2 separate regions of the Mus musculus genome follow, and region 2 is linked to region 1. Evidence: chromatin loops called from intact Hi-C (ENCODE). Cell type or tissue: left cerebral cortex. All regions are shown on one strand. Each heading gives the region's core, and the rest is flanking DNA. Links, peaks and the distances in the headings are about the cores only.

Evidence for each region. Peaks named below come from ENCODE experiments on the same cell type or tissue, not always from the same donor. Only the 100,000 strongest peaks of a DNase experiment are listed, where the experiment ranks them.
Region 2: it touches region 1 in a loop (2.5-fold over the local background); 9 of 42 quality-filtered maps call a loop at or near these places.

The regions. Positions count from the first base shown.
Region 1 is chr4:88,735,312-88,747,608 of GRCm38, forward strand. It overlaps Gm13274 (a long non-coding RNA gene), which reads right to left and starts at 9,406. Exons shown (of 3, transcript XR_390699.4): 1 at 8,938-9,406; 2 at 7,553-7,651; 3 at 2,999-3,746. In left cerebral cortex, for the core only: CTCF peaks have their summits at 3,330 (motif pointing right) and 7,872 (motif pointing left); DNase peaks (open chromatin) are centred at 3,344 and 7,949.
Region 2 is chr4:88,690,838-88,703,134 of GRCm38, forward strand. Ifnab (interferon alpha B) reads right to left here and starts at 431. Exons shown (of 1, transcript NM_008336.2): 1 at 1-431. The coding sequence starts at 390. In left cerebral cortex, for the core only: a CTCF peak has its summit at 5,828 (motif pointing right); a DNase peak (open chromatin) is centred at 5,838.

The sequences.
Region 1 (12,297 bases), core at 2,918-10,917:
TGCAAGCTGGTACAACCACTCTGGAAATCAGTCTGGTGGTTCCTCAAGAAAATTGGACATAGTACTACCTGAGGAACCAGCTATACCACCCCTGGACATATACCCAGAAGATGTCCCAATGTGTAATAAGGACACATGATCCACTATGTTCATAGCAGCCTTATTTATAATAGCCAAAAGCTGGAAATAACCCAGATGTCCTTCATTCCAGAGGAATGGATAGGAAAATGTGGTACATTTACACAATGGACACATTTTACTCAGCTATTGAAAACAATGACTTCATGAAATTTGTAGACAAATGAATGTAACTTGAAAATTTCATGATGAATGAGATAACTCAATTACAAAAGAACACACACGGTATGTACTCACTAAGTGGATATTAGCCCAAAAGTTCAGAATACCCAAGATTCAAGTCACAGATCATAAAGAGTTAATATCCACCAAAATGTGGATGCTTCCGTGCTTCTTAGAAGGTGAACAAAATACTCATAGGTGGAAATACTAAGACAAAGTGTGGAACAGAGACTGAGGGAAAGGCCAACCAGAGATTGCCTGACCTGGGGATCCATCCCTTATATAGCCACCAAACCTGGATACTATTGTGGATGTCGGGAAGTGCTTGCTGATGGAAGCCTGATATGGCTGTGTCTTGAGAGACACTGTCAGAGCCTGACAAATACAGAGGAGGATGCTTGCAGCCAACCATAGGATTGAGCAAAGGATCCCTGATGGGAGGAGTTGGAGAAGGGACTGAAAGAGCTGAGGGGGTTTGCAGTCCCATGGAGGGAGCAACAGTGTCAACAGGCCAGATTCCCAGAGCTCCGATGGACTGGACCACCAACCAAAGAGTATGGAGGAGGGAACCTACAGCTCCGGCCGTGTATGTGGCAGAGGATGGCCTTGTTGGACATCAGTGGGAGGAGCGACCCATGGGCCTGAGGGAGTTCGATGCCCCAGTTTAGGGGAATGCCAGGGTGGGAGGATGGGAGTGGGTGGGAGGGTTGGGGAGCATCCTCATAGAGGCAGGGGGAGGTGGGATGGGATAGGGGTTTTCCGAAGGGGAGACCTGGAAGGGGGAAAATATTTGAAATGTAAATAAAGAAAATATCCAATAAGAAGAAGCGTCCTTACATCCAACATCCTTTCTTCAAAAGAAGAACATGTTAGTGTGATCAAGTGCATTCCTGAGTAAACCGCAGACTCTCCCACTTAGAAATGGAACATCTGCAGCCTGTGTGTATTGGTGGCTGAAGAATATACTAAAGAAAACAAGAGCAGCTCAGGCAGAACATGCCAAAATGTATGGAAAATGAGTCTCGGATCCCATTCCCTGCAGCTGTGCGTTGGAGCTGTCTTCACCAGGGTGGACTTTAGTGCACCCTGATGAGATGGTGTGTTAGCCTCCATTGCTGGTCATTGAGATCTTCGCCAGTTGCAGAAATCTGTTCCGGGTGCTCTGTCAAATCTCTCCTCTTTTTCATAGATGATACCTCAATCAAAAATGCTGTATGTTTTGTTATTCCATTTTAAAAGTTAAACTTCTCTGTCTTTCCTTTCTTTACACAGGTATAATCATACTTGTATTTTCAAGGTGGTCCCTACATTGCAAAAATAATATTAACAGAATTATGATGGACAAAGTATACTCCAGGAATCAGAGACCCTCGAGATTAGTGCTGCCTGGAGTTTGAAAACCCCAGTATAGTCCTCAGAAGAAGTTCACGTTGGAATATCAGATTTTCTTTACATTTAACTTAAAATCTAGAATTTCATATATCTCAAATATTTACCCTTTGGTAGGCATGTAATTAAAGCCACAGGAGATCGCTTACAGGAAATATTATTTATTAAGTAAATTATTAAGTTAGCCTTGTGCTGAATGTCGTGCTACGTTCTTGACATGCTGGCCACACTTACAGAATCTTTGTGGGTTTCAGACTTCCCAGAGCTGAGCACAGGAGAGTCTATGAACAGCTAAAACACCAGTGTGTTTTTTAGGGATTGTCAGTCTTATGGCACACAAGTCTTATTTTCCAAACTTTTGTTCTTCCCCAAAAGATGTTACCAGATCATCTTGTCATCATTTAGTCTGTAACCCAGTCTTGGTTTCTTGGTATTCATAACATTATTCTCTCATCATCTGTTATAATGGCAGCTTTAATTCCCACTATTCACATGACACGAACATCATAAACATTTCAGGGGAAAGTTGTTTTGGGTCCTTAATACAGAGTTATTGTCGTGTAGACAGAGAGCATGTGGGGTCTTATTAGCCTTTAAAAAGTCTCTGTTTGCAGCATATTTAATATTCATGAAGAAATGGCCTTTAATCTGTAATGTTCATTAAAAGGCAGAGATTGGAAAAAAAAACCCAGCATTTTTCACACCATTATTAAATTCTACTCCCATAGCTGTAATAAAATTCCCTGACATATGAAACTTAAAGAGGAAAGGGACTATTTTGTTACATAGTTCAAGGATACGAATCCCTCATAACAGAGAGCTTCAGGCAGCAGGAACTTGAAGCACTCTATCATATTGCAGCCGGAGTCAAGAAGAAAAGAATCACTCACTTCTTTTTACTTGGTCTGGGATCCAAGCCCAGGAAACAGTGACACTCGCAGATAACCCCTAGAGGCGTGTCCAAGGCCTGTTTCACAGGTGCTTCTAGATCTTGTCAGTAGGAGTGATTAGTATGTCATCACCTATGAGGGGTGCTCACTACATCTTCCAGGAATCAAGGAGTCCTGTGAGATTAGCAACCTCAAGGAGACTGTCACCTCTGTTAAGCCCCACCAATTATACCAGTTGATTACAAAGAACCATTTCAGAATCTGTCAGTACTGCTGGCTCTAGAGCCATTTAACAAATTTATTGAATCAGAATAAAGTGTGTACAAGCAACACAGTCCGTGTTACCTTGCTCTGTGGGTGGCTCTGGTATATAACTGCAGTTAAGATGTATTGGTGGGAATTAGAGACTTCATGTAGAGTAAGAAAAACGCATTCCGGAACACAAATGCCCCCAGCTAATCATGTTTTATTTTTTAATTTCAAAATAAAAATTTTCCTGTGTCCTGGTGCTAGGTGTACAAGAAAAAGGTACATTTTCCATCTATATAATTTATACAAAGAATATTTAATCCAAATTTGGAATTAAAAATACCTTGAAAGAAAATGGAAATACTTTTTCATCCTCATAGTGTTGAAACATTAGTGCTGATTTTTTTATAACACTTAAGTATGTATTTTTAGATTTATTTATTTTATACAGATGTTTTGCTTCATGTATGCTTGGGCACGGCATGGGTGCAATACCCACAGAGGTCAGAAGAGGGCGCCAGAACCCCTGGGGCTTGAGTTAACAGATGGTTGGATTCTGGGAGTCTAACCCTCATCTCCTGAAAAACCAACCACTGCTCTGAACTCCTGAGCTCCATCTCCAGCACAGCATCAGTATATTTGTATTGGCAAATTATTAGTGTAATTACAAGAGGTTTAAGAACAGATTTACTTATTTGTTTAGAAGTTTCTAATACAGATGTTTATTTCTAGCATCATGTTTTAGGTGCTATACATATGTGTGCTACAAATAAAAGCAAATACAATGGAGGTTCAGTCACAACATTTTTTTTCTAGAAAAAGCCCCTGGACACTGTGAAGCTGCTGGGCGAGCTCCTGCATCTCAGCAACCCAGGGTGGTCTGACTTCTAGGTGTGAAGACATATTCCCGGGAATTACCTGTATAACAATATCATTTTGTTTTGGTCAAAAAGAATAGCATGATATTTACATACAAACATGGATTTTTAAATGTTAAATAGATCCAGAATAGCAGTGTCCCTGAATGTGTGTTGACAGCATCTGAGTGCATGTCGCAATTTCCTTTACGCATCATGGCTGCTCTTCACTGTCAATCTGAATGGGTTTAGAATCACGTGGATTAACGAGACACACCTCTGGGTATGTCTGTAAGGCATTTCAAGGAAGATGAAATGAAAACAGTAAGACTCCCCAAGTGTAGGTGGCACCATCCCATAGGCTGGGAACTGAGATGAGATTGGGGGTTGGAAAAATAAGTCTTAGTACCGGAATTCTGCTCTTTGCTTCTTGTCCACCACGAGGTGAACCAGTCCTGCACTACATGTGTTTGTCACTCACACGTTCTGCCCAAGTGACCATGCACTGAGTCCTTTGAAACCATGAGCCTCAATAAATCTTGCTCCTTTAAATTGTTTACATCAGGTATCTGGTCACAGTGATGCACAAGTATCCTTGCTAGAACATGAGTTTACAAAGAACCTCTGCGCTAACTCTGAGCCTCACTCCTAATCTCCTCTCATTTTCTTACATCTGCCCAGGTCACTACTAAACTAGCTACAACCAACACTGTGGAGTCGAGTTCCTGGGCTTCCTCAAGGAGTTGGAAGGTAGCATCTAAATCATCAGTATAGAGACAAGACCAATCTGGGATACTGAAAGTTTACTATCAACCACTAGCGCTATCTCCACTTGTGGGTCACATATAAGAAATACTACTGAATATCAGTTATTTACATTATGATTCACAACAGTGGCAAAGTTACAGTTATGAAGGAGCAATGAAATAGTTTTATGGATGGGGTCACCACAACACGAGGGACTGTATTAAAGGGTCACAGCCTTAGGAAGTTGAGAACGTCTGCATGAGAGCGAAGGGATTATGTAATTCACCAGACCCAGCTGGCCTCAGCATTCGATCTCAGCAATTGATCGCCATCATTTGTAAAATAGAGAAGACAGTGACCCCCAGACTGTTTTGTGCCTAAATCTCCCTCTGGTTTCCCAACCCCTTCAGTGGCCCTGGCAACAATAAGAAAACAGATAACTATAAAAATGTATGAAAGCATATGACTATCAGCTATTACCTCCAACTCCTCTGATTTCACTGAATGGCATTTTAATGTCCCCCGAGGGATCTCTATCCCCTCTGCCAGGCCCCACCAGGTGGCCTTGGGTACCAGGCCCATCAGGTTGCCCTGTGAGCTGCTAGAGCTTGACCTTTCTCTGAGTCAGGAGGCCCTCTTCAGTAATCTGTTGAGGGAATCTCTCACAATCATTTTTGCCACAGTTAGAGGCACTGATATTCCTCAATATTCCATCCTCCAGAGAAACGAACTCTGATTTTCATAATAATGTTATTTGCTATCCCATCACACATATATCCATATTTCCTAAAGGACTGGGGTGTTTTGTCTTTGTCGCCTGCAGGGAAAGATAAAGGATCCTCTGACTTTGAATTATGAGACTGGGTCACTTAGCTCCTTGAGAACTGGCTTTAGCTTATAGAACAAGATGCTGTTAGAAGGGCAGGGAGAGGTGACTGTGACATTTCTGACACACCACAGTCCTAGTTTGGGGGATTCATATTTGGGAAGATACCCCATATTCAAAGTGCATTAATTCTAATAATGCTATCTCCAGAGTACAATTAAATTTAGATTAGGCAAACATTTGGTGTCTTTAGAAAGAGAAATTCTAACTAAGACCTCGGTCATGCCTCTGAACCATTCAGTCTTTCCTCTGCACTCTAATTACTCTGAGCAGTACTTAGTCCTGGCATGGGATAGGCCAGGTTCTGTGAGACCCATAGAGCCAATGCTTCCCTATTGAGCATCTAGGATCATAATGGAAAATAAACCACTATCCGGAAATGAATCTTAAAAGGCTAGACTCTAATGCTTAAAGTATTAAGGCCTAGCACCCAAAGGGTGATGAAAAGTCTGCCTATCCATCTCTAGTAAGGCACATTCTATCCCCAATAAAAACTGGAAAGGTGGCTTTAGGGGGTCAGGGAGAGTAAAACAGATTGCCTCATCTCCTTTCCTATGTTCATGTGGCATGCTTCAGACCATAAGAAACATAAAACTCAAGCTGGGCGTGGTGGCGCACGCCTTTAATCCCAGCACTCGGGAGGCAGAGGCAGGCAGATTTCTGAGTTTGAGGCCAGTCTGGTCTACAGAGTGAGTTCCAGGACAGCCAGGGCTATACAGAGAAACCCTGTCTCGAAAAACCAAAAAACCAAAAAAAAAAAAAAAAAAAAAAACCAACAAAAAAACCCATAGAACTCCTGGCCACTGGACTCCAGCTTTTGTTAGTGATCCAGGTGGGATAAGAGTGGGATATTTTCCTCCCCACTGCCTGGAAGGAAGTCTGCCTCTTCTTTCCTATCACATCTCAGCGCATACGCATATGTAGAAAGTTCCAAGTGGCACCCAGCATTGCTATGTATGGAACTTCCACCTTTGACTGTTAAAAAACGGGTAGGCACAGGATGTGAGGAGTGGGTAAAAGAAGGCGACTTCTCTGTTTTCTCCCACAAAGGAGGAAGAATGACTAAATGAGCTTTTAGAAGTTAGAGGAAGCAAGGAGGGGAGAGGAGACTATATAATTTATAGATGTGAGATAAAAATCAAGTACCTTCAAGTAACACAGGCTAAGCCACAGGAAAAGATTTGGATTCAAATATAACGACACAGGGATGGATCCAAGTCACATGGGTCCATCTTCTGTGTAGGGAACTTCGAAGTCAGCTCAAATACCTCCAAAAAAGTTCTCAGCAAGCCGGGTGGTGGTGGCGCACGCCTTTAATCCCAGCACTTGGAAGGCAGAGGCAGGCGGATTTCTGAGTTCGAGGCCAGTCTGGTCTACAAAGTGAGTTCCAGGACAGCCAGAGCTATACAGAGAAACCCTGTCTTGAAAAAACAAACAAAAAAAAAAAAGTTCTCAGCAAATAGGATATTTATTTGCCTTAGAAGGACAGAGGGCAGGGATAAGGGACAAAGAGAGGAGAAGGGGAAAGGAACAAAGGAGACAGGGATCAAAGAAGAGGGGCATTTGTCCCAGAGGGGAGGGGGAACAAAGGACTGCCTCTGGATAGAGAAAGATATGGCACATAGAAAAATGGAGGGTTAGAAGGGGGGGGGTAGAAAAAGATAGAAACCCTGTATTAGGATGAGGTGTTTAATTTTAATTAGACATGTTAGTTAGGTGAGTCAAAGGAGGCCTTTGATAGCTGGGCCTTAGTAATCAGCCTAAGGAGGAGGATTGTACTTTGAAAGAAAAACTATAAACATGTTGACAGGAGCATGTGTCAGAGCTGGATCTCATATCTCCATTAAGGAACATGAGAGGCATGGCGTGTGGGGGGGGGCAGGAAAGAAAGTGGGGAAAGAAAGAGGGAGGGGAAGGGGTCTAAAGAGCAGGGGGAAGAAGAACAAGAAGACAGGAAGAAAGGGGGAGGGGGATAGGAATCCTCATCCCACAATGCCCATGGAATGAACAGCATATTCTCCAGCCATGATCTAAGAGTCTGCCACTTTTGAAGGCCCACAGCACTACACAGAACCAGCACCCAGGGCACCAAGGCCTTTGGAGTGCATTTTGCGTGCAAACTATAGCATCCACTCCATGGAAGCTGGCTCTGCTGTGTTCTTGGGTATCATTCTTCCCCTTCGATCGCAATAGCCTCTAGCCCTGTGCAGAAATCCCCACGGTTCCCTTCTCACCCGCTCCACATCAACCTGCTCTCCTCGTTAGAGCAGCTGCTTTCTTTCTCGTGGTGTTTTCTGGCTGTCATTTTCCGTTTAGATATACACAACCACCAACTGAAAGCAAAAGTTGAAAGTTGTGGCTTTTTTTTTTCTTTCAGAATTTCCATATATGAAAGACTACTCCCATTTCCTAGTCAACATTCAGTATTTTTGGAAACAAGCAATTGCCCTTGTTATGAAGTAATGCAATGGACATTGTGGCAAATAGATTTTCTAGTCACTTCACACTAGCATCCAATAAGATCCTCCTAAGGGATGAGAGACACCTGGTGGGTAAGAAGTGCAAAACCCCCAGTGATTTTCTAGTCTGTGCAGAACTCCATCTCCTGGCAGACTTTTCTCCATGGTTAAATGAGCTCTTCCTTGAGGGGAGAAAAAATAGCCCTATTATTGGGCAGAGCTGTGCCTTTGGCTTTCCCATCTTGGAGAAAGAACATTTGGATTCAAGGACAGCACACTTTCAGTGATGGGCAGCCTCATAAAGAAAGTGGCAACCCGTGCTCCTGGGTTCAAGCTTGCTCTGCCCAACTGCATAAGCACTGAGCACACACTAGGAGCAGGACAGCCTGGCAATCTAAGCATGGACCTGCATGGGAGGGTAGGAAATACAACTGATGGCACATCCATTCTTAAGTGTAAGCTGCCAATTTTAGAAATTGATTACTATTGTCAGAATGTGTTGTTTGACTTCATAGTCCAGAGAAAATTCTCGATTCGTCTTGAATAGTGACTTTGCATTCTTTCCACATCTGCCTCTTTTCACAAAAGAAGAAAATATAAACAGACAGACATAAGGAATTTCAGAGAAGGGGATGATTGCCAATTGGTGGATGTGGTAAGAGGAATGAAGGAAATAGCTGTGATACTCTAATTGAGGAATTAACCAAGAAATCTACATCTGTGAGGATAGTTTGGGTAAGGAGTGGCTGCAGTATAGGAGGCATCACTCCATCCTGGGTTACAGATGACACTTTAAAATTGCTTCTCTCCACATTCGGGAGTTAGGAAACTAAGGTCTGCATCAAATGGGTTTTGACCTTTGCATTTTCTTCTATCCCAGGGACCAGTTTAAGAAAATGGAAACAAGCATCTCATCTCTCCACTGCTTCTCTCTGTGATAACCTTCAGGTGTCTGCTTGCTATTTCCCTTTTAATGTAACTTGCTTTTAGTTATTAATTATTATTATTATTAATTATTGGCATAAAAGTTCTGGGATTTGGCCCTGTTCTGTTATCTTTTCTTGAAATTTTCCACCACCATATTCTCACTCATATTCCAAAGTTAATAACTTGCTAGAGACATAAAGTATCAGAGAACGAAATGTGAGGGTCCAACATACCAGGAGGTAGCTAAGGAAGAGATCCACTGTGTGCCAGCCAGTTCCCACAAGTCCCACAATATAGCAGAGCCACTTCATCCCTAGAGGTGTCAGAGCTCCATTAATGAAGGCAGTACAGAAGGGCAGGCTATGCACCGAGATGCCTGTGGGTGGGGCCATAAGATCATAATGCTGTACTGTCTGGGAGCAACTGAGGCTTACTAAGGTCAGTGATGACATTGTGATTGTGACCAAGCTTCTGCCCTTAACGATGCTGAGCTTCAAAACCCATCTTGTGAATATCAAGGATGTCCCAAGGAGCACAGAAATACAGTAAATTAACAGAGCTCTGCCCAAATGACTAAACCTAATGAACTGGAAAGGAATCCAGGAGCTTGCTACATCCACTCCAGTAGTGACTTGCTTGACAGGCTCAGTGACATGTAGAATTGCCTCTAGTATTGTAAGAGAGACCGTGAAAGAAATTAGGCATTACTATCTACTACATAGAGTTAGAAATCTCAGGGCAAGCTTAGCAAAGTAAGTTTAGAATTCTTATTATAGTTATCTATGGCAGACTACATTACTTATTAGTAGAAAGTTCCCCCACACTATCACTTAGAATAAAAGCCAAGTCGCTCCCATATACAGCAATTTACAATGGTTTAGGAAGTAGATCCGGCTGTGGTTTAAGGAGGAACTGGAGTATTGCATTATTCATGAGAAGGTTAGCTAGAGTGGAACTCCCTAATTAGAACTATGGCTTGGACATGAAAGTCCTTGGCCTGGGAGTGTAAAGACCTCACACCTGGCTTCTAAGAATATAGCTGACCTTAGATAGAGCTGACTTTGTCTCAGTTGTTTTATTGCCCAGTTCCTGCTAGTCTTTGTGTTTGCATTCCTCTGTTTTGTGTAAGAGTCATTAAGTATCTGGTAACCTCATTTGTACCTAACTTCCCTATTTTCTTCTGTATAAAAAGTTTGATGCTTGATTTGACATTACATTCAGATACAGCACACTCCCTCGTGTCTGTATTTATTTGTCATTTCTCGCCAACTCTTTGCCCACCTGTCCAGAACCCCGAGTTCTCCTGTGGATTGAGTGGGGCCCTACTGAGGCCAGTCTGCAGCAGGAGGTGATATGTATCTGTATACATACTTCCCTGTTCAGAGGAGACAGCATCAGAAAAAGGAAACTGAGCTGCCAGAAATTGAAGTAAATGCCATAGTAAGAGAAAAAGTATCCTAAGAGCCCAGTGCATATAGAGATGACTAACACATCAGCTGGAATTGCTTTCAGGAGACAGAATAATACCAATGAACAGCACTGAGTCATTTATTTTGGTCATCCTAATCAGAATATCAAAATGTTTGTTGACTGCACAATTTTCCATAGAGACAGGGCAGGGCCATCAGTGTCTCCACTGTGGATGACAAAAGAGTCCAAAGAATCATAGGAGAACTGGAAAGAAAGAAGGCTAAAGCACTTTGTACTGCAAATTTCTATTTCTTTCCTAAGAGCCTACCTGGGGTGGGGGTGGGGCAGTCCCCAGCGGCACTTCTTTGTTTGGTTCTTCTTGAGGCAGCAGAGGGGGAAGAGCAGTCAGTAGAGGTAAGACTGGTCTTAGGAGCTATTTAGGGTTGATGTATAATAATAAAACACTTATCCATCTTACATCTAAGTCGCTATGCTTCAGTAGCTGACCAGCCTTCTCTGAGTTCCTCTGAGGGGAGAAACTGTTTAGCACCTCATCATAAAACAGCAGGGGATGAAGTGAAAAGATTTTATTGTTGGTGCTCCTTTCTCTGGTGAGTCAGCCAGAAGCCTCTCTGGATAAGCTTGTTAACTCTTTGTGAACCAGAAAGGAAGGGAAGGAAAAGAATTAAGATGCTGTAAACAGGCAAATATGCACAGGCACATATATATTCAAACATTCATATCCCCACACTCTGGCTGGGCCTGACTGCCTGTCACAATCAACGCTACAAGTATTCATGCATGCTTACAGACATACACACATACCTACACACAAACATATACATGGACGGATGGACAGATGGACGGATGGACAGATGGACGGATGGACAGATGGACGGATGGACGGATGGACGGATGGACGGATGGATGGACGGATGGGACAAAGCTCACCAAGACAATCCATTCAACCAACAACTTTATTTCTTTTCTCTGGTCTTTTTAATACTACCTTGGACAAAAAGTTCTTTAGAAAATTACCTCAGAGATAAAATGTTGCATAAAATGGTAGTTGCAGAAGGATGCTGAAACTAAGTTCAAAGCAGTGTTTCACTATAATATAATCATTAAATGTTCAAAGCAACAGGTTTTTCATAGCCTTGCCTTATCATAGTGCACACCTGTGGCTTTATCCTTGGACTTAAATGTTTTTCCTTAAACACATTCCTTAAATTTGTCCCAAGTCTATTTCTCATTTTAGTATGATTACAAAAGCTCATTGTATTTCTTATCATGAAGCCTTTACTCACTACTCTGAGGAGTGGGCACATTCTATTTTCGATTCTAAATTTACCACATCTTTCTAGCAACATCTCTAAAAACTTTCTTCCTAAAATTATTTGAATCAAATCAGGAATTCTATAGAATTATTATATAACATCACTACCAGACAGTACATCTTCATTGTTCTACAGAGATCTGCTCAAAGGGATGATATATATATATATATATATATATATATCATATTAATAGCAGGAATCTTCTCTAAAGTGGATTTCTCCTGGGCTTGGCCTACCAGAGCAAATCTGTCATAGACTTTAATCCAAAGCAGACTCATCTCAGGAAGATCACCTGCTAGTTTTTAGTTTCTATTTTAGCTCCTGACAGGAGCCAAGTCTTCAAATGCAAGCACCACCAATTGAGAACACTTTGCAAAAGAGAGAGAGAGAGAGAGAGAGAGAGAGAGAGAGAGAGAGAGAGAGAGAGAGAGAGAGAGAGAGAGAGGAGAGAGAGAGAGGGGGGGGAACACGTTGCTTTATTTTGATGGAAAAGATAACCAAGCAAAACAAAACTCCCTTAGCATCAGGCACACCAAGCTCAGGGACTTAGGACCCTCTGCTTTCAGGCTTATAGGTCTAGAGTGCCAGTCGCTCAACACCCAGCTGCTAATGTTACAGCTCTGAGCTTGGGGTGTTGGGACCCTCAGCTCTTAGTTCTACATAACTCCTTAGGAGTTAGAAACTCTCCATCCCTGATAGCTGGGCTTCTTACTCACTGGCAATGGGCAATCTATCTTGATCCTCAACCTATCCTTGATAGGTTCATAATTAATCATTTTCTGTTCTCTTATTTTCTCTGTCTTTTGTTTCTCAAGCCTTTCTATAGACATAGCTTTTTTTTCCTTG
Region 2 (12,297 bases), core at 1,960-9,959, 45 kb before region 1:
CTGCACCCCCACCTCCTGCATCAGACAGGTTTTCAGGTCATTGAGTTGCTGGTGGAGGTCATTGCAGAATGAGTCTAGTAGGGTTGCATTCCAAGCAGCAGATGAAGCCTTTGATGTGAAGAGGGTCAGCATCTGCTGGGTCAGCTCAGTCAGGACAGGGATGGCTTGAGCCTCCTGGATCTGCTGGGCATCCACCTTCTCCTGGGGGAATCCGAAGTCCTTCCTGTCCTTCAGGCAGGAGAGAGGGGAGAGTCTCCTCATTTGTACCAGGAGTGTCAAGGCTCTCTTGTTCCTGAGGTTATGAGTCTGAGGCAGGTCACATCCTAGAGGGCAGGTTGACCAGTAGCTCATCACTGCCAGGACCATTAGGAAAGTGCTGAGCCTAGCCATGGTGAATATTGCCAATGCTGCTGGTCTTCTGGGCTGTTTGGTTCTTATCCTTCCCCTCTAGGTTCTCTGAAGACCATCTTGGGTGAATGTGTCTTAAATAGGAGAAAAACACGAGTTTCTATTTTCTGAATGTCTTCCCCTCTCTTTCCAACTCTGTTTTCGCTTTCTTTAACTCATTTTCATTTTGTGTCTGGGCATTTTTTTATCAATCATTTTAGTTTTCATTATTGTGTCAACTTTCTCTGCTCTTTTCAACAAAGATATTTAGAACTTCTCCACTGAATGAATTTTCATTAACTTTCACTATATGTGTGTGTATGTGTGTATCATGTATATAAAATTTACTCATCTAATATAAAGAATGAAAATAATTTCACCCAAAATATGTTCTTAAAAGCTGTTGAATGGCTCAGTCATCAGTATTCTTACAGCACACACATGAGTACCTGGTTTCCCAGCACTCCTGTGAATTCAGGTACAGAATTACATATAACTAATCATGAAACTTGGGAAGAGAAGCAGACGGGTACCTAGAAATCAATGTCATCCCATCTAAGTAGGAGTTGGAGTTTCTTCGAAGTGACCAAAGGCAGTTGGATGCCTTTGAAATCACAGAGTAGGCAGAAGAAAGATATCAACGTTTTCTCTGTTTTTCCCCCCTTTTTATAGGGAAGGGTTCATTTGTGTGTTTTCTCTGTGACCTCATAGCACAGGGCTCAGATACTGACTTTGAAATCAAATCTTAATTTTTCCACTAAACCTCAAATATACCAAATATAAATAGCAAGTCTCATTTCTAATAAAATTAATCAGTGTGGTAGAAAGTCAAAGTGCATATGAAAATATACACCCACTATCCAAGTTGGCTTCATATCTAAGTATTACGCTTTTAGGAACAATTATTTAACCTGTCCCCTCTGTCTTCCTTGCTTCTTTGAAATTCGAAATGATGCTCTCACGGCTTGATGAGTTTCCTTTACTGTGTAGACTGGGCAGAGCTGTCATGGCACAGAGGCTCTTCAGAACACAGAAGTAGATGTTTTGTTGTTACTGTTATTCCCATTGGTGACTTGTTACAGTTGACGGCGCTTTGCTGATCGTTCTCTCTCTCAGGAACCAGGTCCTGCAAGCCATGAGGTTGTGTCTCATCGTTCCCTCAAAAACAGGATGAAAACAGACATCTCCCTTTCTGTCCACCCTGTGTGCACTGATGTCTACAGTGTCTCCAGCCTATAATAATCACCCCCACCCTGTCTATCTCCATCCCTATCTTCCTACCCTCCTCTTTGTTTCTCTGTGTCTCTGTCTCTGTCTCTCTTTCTCCCCCTCTGTGTGTGTGTGTGTGTGTGTGTGTGTGTGTGTGTGTGTGTAGTCTGATCCTAATATAATGCCATTTTCCAAGTACCATGTGACTTGTTGATGGGTTTTGAGTCTACTCACACTTTCTGCTTCAGAGTAGCATGGTATCTTTAGGTCTCCCTCTTGAAACTCACTGCCGGAAAATGCCCTTACCACATCCTGATGATGTCAGAACTCATACTGGATATGGTGTGTACTTGGTTTTCAAAAGCATAAATTCTAGAGGTCTGCTGTTCTTATGTTTACTGTGTTCACATGGAGGGATTTTTATCTCAGTAGAGACCCACAATCCCAGGAATCAGAGTGTAAAAAATACTTAGACAATGACAGCAAACCTGTATAAAAATACAGCTTTCTCTGTATTTTTGAAGACATTTTCCAGTCTTTCTTAATTTCATTCATAGGAATAAATACTAATTGCTCTGCCAAATGCTTTTTTTAATAACCCATACTTAATCATCAAATATTTGTTCTGTTTGAAATATCCGTACAGATGTAATGACACGCTGATGGTTGTACCTTTGGTTGTTGCTCAAGAGGAAATACAAACTAAAGGTGTTTATCTGCTTTGTTTGGAGTAAGGGAGGAGAGGTCTTGCATTCCCATCTCCATTCACCTCCAACTGCAGGGTAGAGACATTCAGACTATTTTTCCAGAGAGGAAGAACTTTATGTCCTTCAGTTGTACACAATTTTTCACTTAATTGTACTATACTTTTGAAGTGTTAAAATTAAATTGTGGAATTCTGCCTCACTGTCTTTTCATTATATTTATTTCATGATGATGTCAGAGAGTAAAATGAAACAAGTAGATAGTATGCATCCTAATGTTCATGACAGTTTATTTTTTTTCTTTCCTTTCCTTTCCTTTTCTTTTCTTTTCTTTTCTTTTCTTTTCTTTTCTACTTTCCTAGAGAGCAAAACACATATTTGGTTTTAGCGTGGGAACAAAATGTGATGTAGGTTGTCATGAAAGCAAAGAGAGGAAGTGGCTTTTGCTGTTTGCTGTTCAGATAGGGAAGCAATACCACTCATGTCAGTAATGTTCAATGTAGCCCTTGGGTAAGTCCCATTTTATGAATTTTTTCTTTGAAATGATAATATGAAAGTGCTTACTTAAGATATAGTGAAGTTTCAGTAAATGTGTTACAACATTACACTTAAAAACAAAATCATCAATTCTCGAATAACATAAAGGCACAAAGGGCAGTGGTGGGAGTTATTACAGTACCTGGCTGAATGCAGTATGGAGTTGTAGACCTCAGAATAGCAGAACACTAATATGAAAGCATTACGAGGACCAGTGCAATGAATCTGAAGTTGGTAGGTAAAACAGACACAGAGAAAACTCTTCACTATAGCGAGAGGCAAGGGCGTTATGAAAAGGATCCGGACAACCCAGGAAACAGCAAGAAGTTAGAAATGGGAAATCAGCACAACAAATAACATAAAATGTCAGTGCTTTTGCATAGCAAAGGAACTAATGGAAAGTATAAAAATCCTAAGGAGACACTCTTCTCAGCAACAGGGCAACAGTCGTCCTTCCACCCTCATGTTCTCCATGCTCTAACGGCTGGAAGTTCCCAGACACTCAGTCTAGAGGCATGAGGGAGTAAAAGAGCCTAGAAAGGCAGAGTTGGCCCCCAGAAAATCCACACACTGTCTTCATCCCTGCCTTACTCTCTGGAATCTTTCAGAAGCACAGCCAGATCTAGATCAAACTATTGTTTCCACTAGTGTTCTGCCAGAGACTTTCTCTTCCCTTTCCTCTCTAGCATGAAAACCCCCATTCCCCACTCCAGACACACTACCCGATCTCAGAATTGGCCCCATCTGAATTACACACTATAGTTTAGTATTTTCATTGTAGTGTACCTCCACATGCACCACATTCTTTAAACACTTTGCATGCTTCAGATATGCCCTTAAAGTGACCATTTGTAGCTCTTCCTTTATCTATTTATTTGAATATCCACAAGGCTTTGGGTTCTTTTTGACCACATAGTTGTACCTGGTCCTTGTTGAAGCCTTACCTGGATGTCTGCATGGTTGCAAACTTGAGGGAAATTGTGGATACTATTTCACTGATTTCCTTTTTTGCTTTTCTTAACATCTTCTTGAATTTGCACAATTCAGACTTTGTTCAGGCAATCCCATTCCACATACCTTCAAGTTCAGATGCCTTTATTCTGTTGTTTTACCTGGTCTGTCATCAGGGCCTCCAGATGTGCATCTACATGGAGTTCTTTGAGTCCAGTCTGTTTTTTGTTTCCGTGTCATCTCGATTTCCTCACCATCATTTTTACTCATATCATGTGTTAGCTTCCTAATATCATTTTTTGGTGTGCTTGCATGTTCGTCTATATTTCATACTGTCAGCTTGGAACATTCCTTTAAAATTGTTTTTCAGGAATCTCATTGTGTGGTTTTCATCTGGAGACGTGTGCTTTATTTTCTACAAGGCAGCTTTCAAAGGAAGCCTGGCTTTATTTTTTAAACTTCGCACCAGACTTTACTCATTCCTTAGCCTCTCCATTGAGACTGCCAGCTCCCTTTAGTGTTCCCACAGCCTTGAGGATCACGGCGATTCGATGGAGTCTACCTCTCCCTGGAACTCTGATAGTTTCAGACAGCAGAATCTGCTTCCATGCTCATAAGGCAAATATCACAAACTGCCACAATCATAACTTGTGGTACAACAGCATAAATCTTACCGCCGTTCTGTTTTGGTTTACGAAACATGGGTGTTCATATTGTTGTTCCTCCTATGGGAAGAGGTAATTAGTGGGAATTGAAAGCCTGCCACCGAGTAGGAGCCGGGATCAGAACCAGGGTCCTTTGCAGCCGTAGTCAGCACTCTTACCCACTGAGCCGCAGCCCCTAACCAGTACCCTCAGAGCTCCCTGGGACTAAACCACCAAACAAAGAAAACACATAGTGGGACTCATGGCTCTAGCTGCATATGTAACAGAGAATGGCCTAGTTGGTCATCAATGGGAGGAGAGGCTCTTGGTCCTGTGAAGGTTCTATGACCCAGTATAAGGAAATGCCAGGGCTAGGAAGCTGGAGTGGGTGGGTTGGTGAGCAGGGGGAGGGGAGAGGGGATAGGAGCTTTTCAGAGGGGAAACCAGGAAAGGGAATAACATTTGAAATGTAAATAAAGAAAACATCTAATAAAAAAAAAGAAAAGAAACCCATGGGCGTTGATTTTGCTTTCAATAAGAAGTTATTAATTACAGGAACTAAACAAAATGCCAAGTAAAAACATGAAAGAGTTGATTGTAAAGTGTAATGAAATATGAAAATAAATTTGGTGTATGGACTGTATAAATCTAAGTACATGAAAATAAATAGATGATAGGTAGATGAATAAAGAAATATCAGGTCAATCATCTCAGAGACTGATGTCCCTGGATAGGAATCTATTTCTCATATATATGTTTAACATTATTAAAGTACTTTCTAAATTCAGTTAAAGCAAATATGACCAAAGTGTAAATAGGAGTCACTTGAAATAACAAAGGTGTCAGAGCACCCGAGAACAATGGTTTCCAGAGGACCCAGGTCCACCTTTGCTTCATCAATTTGTAACATTCTTCTTGCAGAGCAGGGTCTGGCTTCCTCCTGGACAATCTCCCAGGCTCAATCACTGTATTTCTTCTCTTTCATGTAGAGATGGATTCCCCTGAAGTATCTCAAGGGCATTTGTAGGGCAGACCTCCCCATCCCATCACCTCCACAGAACATGCTGCAGGTCCTCCAGTTGCTGAAGGAGCTCAGCATGGAGTTTATCAGGAGGGCTGTATTCCAGCATCAGAGGAGCTGTCTCTGAGCAAGAGTTGGAGGGTGAGCTACTGGAGCCTCAACTGGAGCAAAGACATAACCTGGACCCTGTGGAACAGGATACCATTCACCATGTTCCTCTGGAATTGGAAGTCCATCTGTCACTCCTGCAAGAGGAAGAAGAGACTCTTCTCATTTGGCCCAGGAGCACAAAAGTCTTCCTGCTAAGCATGGGAGAGCTCTGAAGTAGCTCAGACACCAGAGGTCCAACAGGGCACAGCTGCACATCTCCAGGACGGCCAGTAGAGGGAGCAGGAGGGCCATGAAGAAATGAGGTTGCCACTGCTCCTGCTGAGCTGGGCCTGGGTCAGTCTTGGACATAGGTTCTGTGAAAACAACCTGTGCATGCCTGCCTTCTATGCAGCAAACACAATTGTCATGTCTGAACACTTTCCTACGGTTTACTTCTGTATTTTTGTTTGAATGTTCTCAATGCGACCTGAGATCATAAGCCTAAAATAATTTTGCAAGGTGAAGGTTCTCAGTAAACTAGATACTCCATTCTAAATGGAAATTATCATTGCAAAGAATTTGGTCTGTACTCAGCAGTGTGTATATGTATGTAGTCACTCACTTATAAACACATTCACGTTTAGTGACGTTTACATTTTGAAATAAAATTTATGATTCATTAAAAAAAAAACATTCACAACTACAGACTTTCTGCGTATTTAAACATTGGTCTGGTGTAGGGACAAACGTTTAGGCAGTCTTCACCTCTATTTTTCCACCCTTCTTTTACATGCAGAGTGATGCCCCTGAAGCTCTGTGCATTTCTGAAGCTATTCGTGACTTGCTGAACCATTCATGGCAAGGAGGCACTGGGAGCAAAGGGTGCTTGTTTTACTGTGAAAGTGACTCATTACTTTTAAAAGAGCTTCCCTGCGGTTTTTCTGCCTGCGGGAACACATTTGCAGGCCATGCAGTTGGGTGTCACTGGTCTCTCAAGGTCACTATTAACGGCCTCTGCCCTCTCAGCCTACTTCTTTCATCCTGAGGTCTAATGCTCTCCCTGCTGTAACCATCCTGAGTATGGGTTCTTTCTAGTTGTGTCTGAGTGCGACAATTCTAATCCTAAGGCAACGCTGGTTTCCCCTCACCCCATGGCTCATGCAGTGTCTCTCATCTGATCATCTACACCTCCTGATGGACAGTGATAATGTTTCTCAGCACAAACGATTTCCTATCACTTCAAAACTCTGGTTCTAGAATTGCTGTTCCCTTGTCCTTCCAGTGTATAAAACCCTCGAGTTTGTGTTAGCGTGAAAGGCTTCAATAATGACTCGTGTCACTCATAGAAAACTGTCAGGAAACCACAGAAGCTAAAACAAAAGTCGATTTTGTTCCATGGCTGAAAATAAAGTGTCCAAGTTGTCATAATTCTATTTTTATTAGACAAATTGCAAGGTCCAACCAACTCTGTTTTTGAAGTAACTCTATTTTGTGCAAGACCAGGGTCTAAACTCCAATTCCAGGAAGAAAATCAGAGTCCTCCTGAACAAGCATTCTATGGCAACCCCAACCCCAACCCCTTAGCAACAGCCAGTCAGGCTACAATAGCGGGGTCAAGGTACATACAAATAACTCAAGACACCCTGCAGAGAATAGGTAACTTAGCCACCCTTTTGTCAGGTGTTGTTTTTTTTTTTTTCCCTTGTGTTCGGTTTATGCGCATTACACCCAGAAATCCAGTTTTTATAGATTAACTTGCTGAAGCATATGGAAATTCCCCATGCTTGCTGTAACTACAATAAATACCCTGCACCCCTAGACTTGGGGTTCTCACTCTGACACGCTGCAGTAGGGACAGTGAGAGACCTTGCTTGCAAGCTCATATAGAGACCCTTATGTGTTTGCATCACAATTGGCTCTTCAGTCCCTGCAAGTTGGGCATAACAAAATATTTTGTATCTTGTAAATGCTGTATTTATAATCAATCTCCTTAAATCCTGAGGACTTACTATCTTTGACAATGACAATGATGGACTGATGTGTTACCTTCACTGCCAGCTAATTATTCACAAACTGGTGTCCTATGTGTGTTCATGCAGGCCGTCTGGTACACTACCCATGTTCCACACACACAATGACACCATCCTTGCTAGTTTGTCAGGGACACATTTGCAGGCCATCTGGTACACTACCCATGTTCCACACACACAATGACACCATCCTTGCTAGTTTGTCAGGGACATAAAATTTCTGTGCTTCAGCTGGGAAAGCTCTGTGCTCTAAACTTTTCCAGTGTTTTCAGCATGTGACAGCAGCTTAATGGTTGACACTTGTTTCCTTCTTCATTCAATACATACGATTTCATGGAGAAGTAATGAGATTACAGGGAACTAAGAGAAAGACTGAAGAGTGGAATCATTTTTCTCTATGTCTCTCCTATATGTTTTATTTATTTCTACTTTTTTAAAATAAAATAAAACTCCGTAGGAATTTTGTGGTCTAAAAGAATTTGTTGAAACTTCCGTTGTCATAAAGCTAAAGGAAGTGACCTTCACTTATGAAAGAGGGAAGTATCAATTGGGGAAACATGGTGGAGCAAAGCTGCGTGAGTCAAGACAAGAGCAAGGTGAAAGCTGCACTCTGCTGCAGAAGCCACAAAGACAGGTGTAAGCGGATGCTTCTGGCAGAGACTAGCCAGAGCTGCTCCATGCAGATCCGCTGCCTTTGTGAGGCCAGATACTTGTATTTTCTCTCATTTATGGGAGTCTCAAGTAGCTTTGAGGACAGAAGGGAGGAACCAGACTAGCTCATAAAAGACTGGTGGCCAGACCCCATTCACGATAAAACTAACTCCAGATGGCCAGACTGTATGTTAATAATCCTTCAAGGCCAAGAAAATACTATGTCCAAAAATCTAAACGATAATAGAAAGGGAATTAGATGAATTTTAAACTTTTGTATTAATTTTGATAACAATTAAGATGACATTAATATTTAAGTGATGCTAGTAATGGGACTTGTATTGCTGTGAGGTTTTTGAGAATATTCACCCTTATGCTTGCCTGGCAGGGGAGATACCAGGAGCTAGAGAATATTAACTCAGCCCTCTTGGTAACACTATTTGAATGATCTTCATTTATGCAACATCTTAGGGGAATTATTAATCTTCAAAGTTAAAACAAAGAGTTGAGATGTGGTTTGTCTGCAACAGTCCTTAAAAAGAAAGGAAGAATGGAAACATGAGAATTCAGAGCCCAGGAAAACCCATGGCATGAAATCTGGAGGGCAGAGGAAGAGGACGGGATAACAGCAGATTAAATAGGCTTTTTCTGTGTGTAAGAAATAATTCAAAATACCTTTTAGGTTTACTCCGTGTGTGTGTGTGTGTGTGTGTGTGTGTGTGTGTGTGTGTGTGTGTGTGTGTGTGTGTATGTGTGTGTGTGTGTGTGTGTGTGTTGGTGTACACCTGTACCATGGGTAGTTGAATGTCTTTATCTTTGTTTACAACTGGCATTAAAGCAGATTTTTCCCCCACATTTTTTGTCCCTGTATTATGAGTTTCTTTAGTTTTATAAGCTATTATGGTTTTACAGACATTTAGCAAACCTGTAACAAAACTGTCATGTCTGAAGTACTGTCCTCTCTGTGACAAATGCAGACTAGACTGTGTCACATGGAGCATCTCTCCTGGTCCCAGATGAACCTGTCAAAGCTCACATGTATCAAGAGCCATCCTGCTTGGGCCCCAGTGCTGTCACTGGGACTTGATAGATGCCTGTAGAGCTGGGATGGTGCCCTAGGGCTGGCAGTGATGAGTTAGTTTGCTTCATAGGAAGTCACAGTGAGTGGAGCTTATGAGGGCTTTTCAGTGGGTTCCACTGCAGTGGAGTTTCCTACTGCTAAAAGAGAAGACAGGCTGGACCTGGTGGTACAACAACACACAAATGTGTGGCAGGAGAGCTGCAAGTTCAAGACCTGTTTGGGCAACTTTGCAAACATTTGGAACAATTGTACCCTAAAACACTAAAGAATGGTCAATGGGATGGGGATATAGCTCCAGAGGAGAACATTTGGCTAGTATGTGTGAGGACCTCCTTTGAGTCACTAGTATTAGAATGAAAGAAGAATGAAAGAAAGATGAGAGGTTTAGACTGGGAGGTGTGGCTTAGTGGAAGAGCAATTCTCCACTCTGCATGAGGTGTCCTGGGCTCCAACCTTAGCGTTAGTGAGAAAGTGGAAAAGGAATGGAGGGTTGGTGTGTAACTTACTCAGGAGTGGGTTCATCACCAACACCACACCAAAGTTGGTGTGGTGGTTCATCTGTAATCCCACACCTCTAACAGTAGAGACATGAGGATTGAAGCCCAAAGTCATGTTCTGTTAGACAGTGAATGACTTTGGGTTCATTGTGATCCACATAAGATCCTGTCTCAAAATAAGAAAAGACAGCAAGAAAAAAAAATAAAGTTTTTGTTTACACATATGTACTCTTTAAAACTCCATAATGGCCAGGTCCATAATTAACTGTCACACTTTCCATAATTGACCTTATGCCACTCGCATTAATGACTAATGGTTCTAATGTATTTGTAGAGGTTTCATGCTCGTTGTTGTGTGGGCCCTAATCCTCAGGAACAGTTGTAAACTCAAATGTGCCTATTCAGAGCACAGTGCACCAAGCAGAAGGAAGAATGAGAACTGACCGAACAACCTGATTGAACTAGGTAAAGGCCATAAATTAACCTTCACAAAAGACTTTGCTGCCAAAAGCAGTTGTGATTTCTCAATAGCACTGTTGTTATTGTTGTTTTCTTCAACCACTTCTCACTAAATGTACTCAAAGTCTCTGACCCTCTGTACATGCATACACTATCTGCAACACACTTGTATTTTAAAGAAAGTGAATTATGGGTAGTATCTAAGAGCTTCCCTGGGATGCCTGGGTTCCATGAATAGCTTCTCTGCACTGTGATAATGTGCTGTTTTTTAGGGAAAACACACACACACAGGCATATGCACATACAAATGTGCACACACACACACACACACGCACACACACACACGGTTACAAAGGATGCTAAAATAACCTATAGAGCCCCTTTCTAATAGTCCACAGGCCCCTGTGACCTTAGTCACGCATGCTGGGGACACTGGCTGTTGGTGCCTTCTCCCTGGAACAGCAGTGGGCTCTCAGAAGCTTCTTCAGTCATCTCCATTTTCTAAATGAAAACTTTTAAATGGTTAACTCCACATAGCCCAGTGCTTGCTCCATCCCTCAGAATGCTCTTAGAAATGTTTCATTCTACTCTGCTTCCCTTCTGTGTTCTCTCACAGGACACATTTGCATTGTAAGCAAATAGACTTCCTGTGCTTTGTCTTCTAGTGGAGCAAAAATGAAGAAATACCTGAACAAGGGAAAGACGGGCTCCTACATCCTTAACCAATTCACTGGGGGTTGGCTTATGTGATTAAGGCTCTTTATTTAAATGTTTTCTGTATATTATTGGACATTAGTGGGTCTTGACCACTGCAACTCAGGAATGAGGAAGCTTCAGAATTCAAGTCATGGTCACAGTCATACTCTTGGTTCTGATCTTCTAAATGGTAGTTAATTCTATCTGGCCCTGCACATTGTTCTTTTCCTAAAAAGACTGTGTTCACTGAGTCATTGCAGCCACCATCCTGGGTTCCTTGTCATGTGGCATAGACACTGCTTATCAGAGCTTCAGCAAAAGGATCAATGTCTGGTTCTTCTATCAATCAGATGTTGCTGATTGAGCAGGTCAATACTCTTCCAACTCATCTCACCCACATCCAGTCCATCTTCTCAATTCTATAATTTTACAAATGCATAAAAAGTCAATGTTGCCTTATGAAACAAAATATAGCTACAGACAAGTCCAGGGCAATGTGTCAGTATGGAGACAATAATAAAACTTTCAGGTGTAATTCTTTATATAGAAAAAAAAATGACACAAGGAACAACAAAGATAGAAGTGGTCAGAATGGGACAATGTTATGCAATCACAAGGTCAGTCAAGCTTACACAACCAACAACTCGCCCCAAAATGGTTCCTATGGGATGAGATCCTCTTAGGAAGAAAAGGATCATGGGTGTTGCTGCATGTTGTTTACAAAGAGATGTCCATGCTCACAAGGGAACTTAATGAGTCCTTTGGAGAAGTCTCCAGAGCTCCAGGCCAGTGAGTCTGCTGAGATGAGAACACCTGGCTGGAGCCATGTGGCCCGCTGCTGGTGCCCTGGCATAGTATGGAAACTTGCCTGTCTTCTTTTATATTTCCCGCAACAGGTGCTGAACCAACATGTTGGGTAAGAATCCACTAGAAATTTAAGATTATTAGCCTGAGAGTTAGATGTTTTTTTGTTTATTTATTTGTTTGTTTGTTGAAGTAAGGAGCTGGGTAGAGCTGAGATGAGTCACATGGACTCAAGGTCAGGAATTGAAACAAAGAAAGCAGGCTCTGGGGTCCCCTGCTGTGGGGAGTAGCAGGCTGCTCTCCTTGCGGAGAAGGAGGAAGGAAGTTGCCTACTTCTTAGGGAAGAGATGGATTGAACTGTGAATTTATAAAATTGGGATTATTTGCTTTTAGGAAAGATTTATATACAGATTTTGTATATAATCATGTGGGGATTTTTGCCCCACATGATGGAACTAGTATACAGAAAATTAGTCACTGATTCCAAGTCGAGAGGACAGTGATAATTACCTGCTATAAACAGGTATTAATTAATA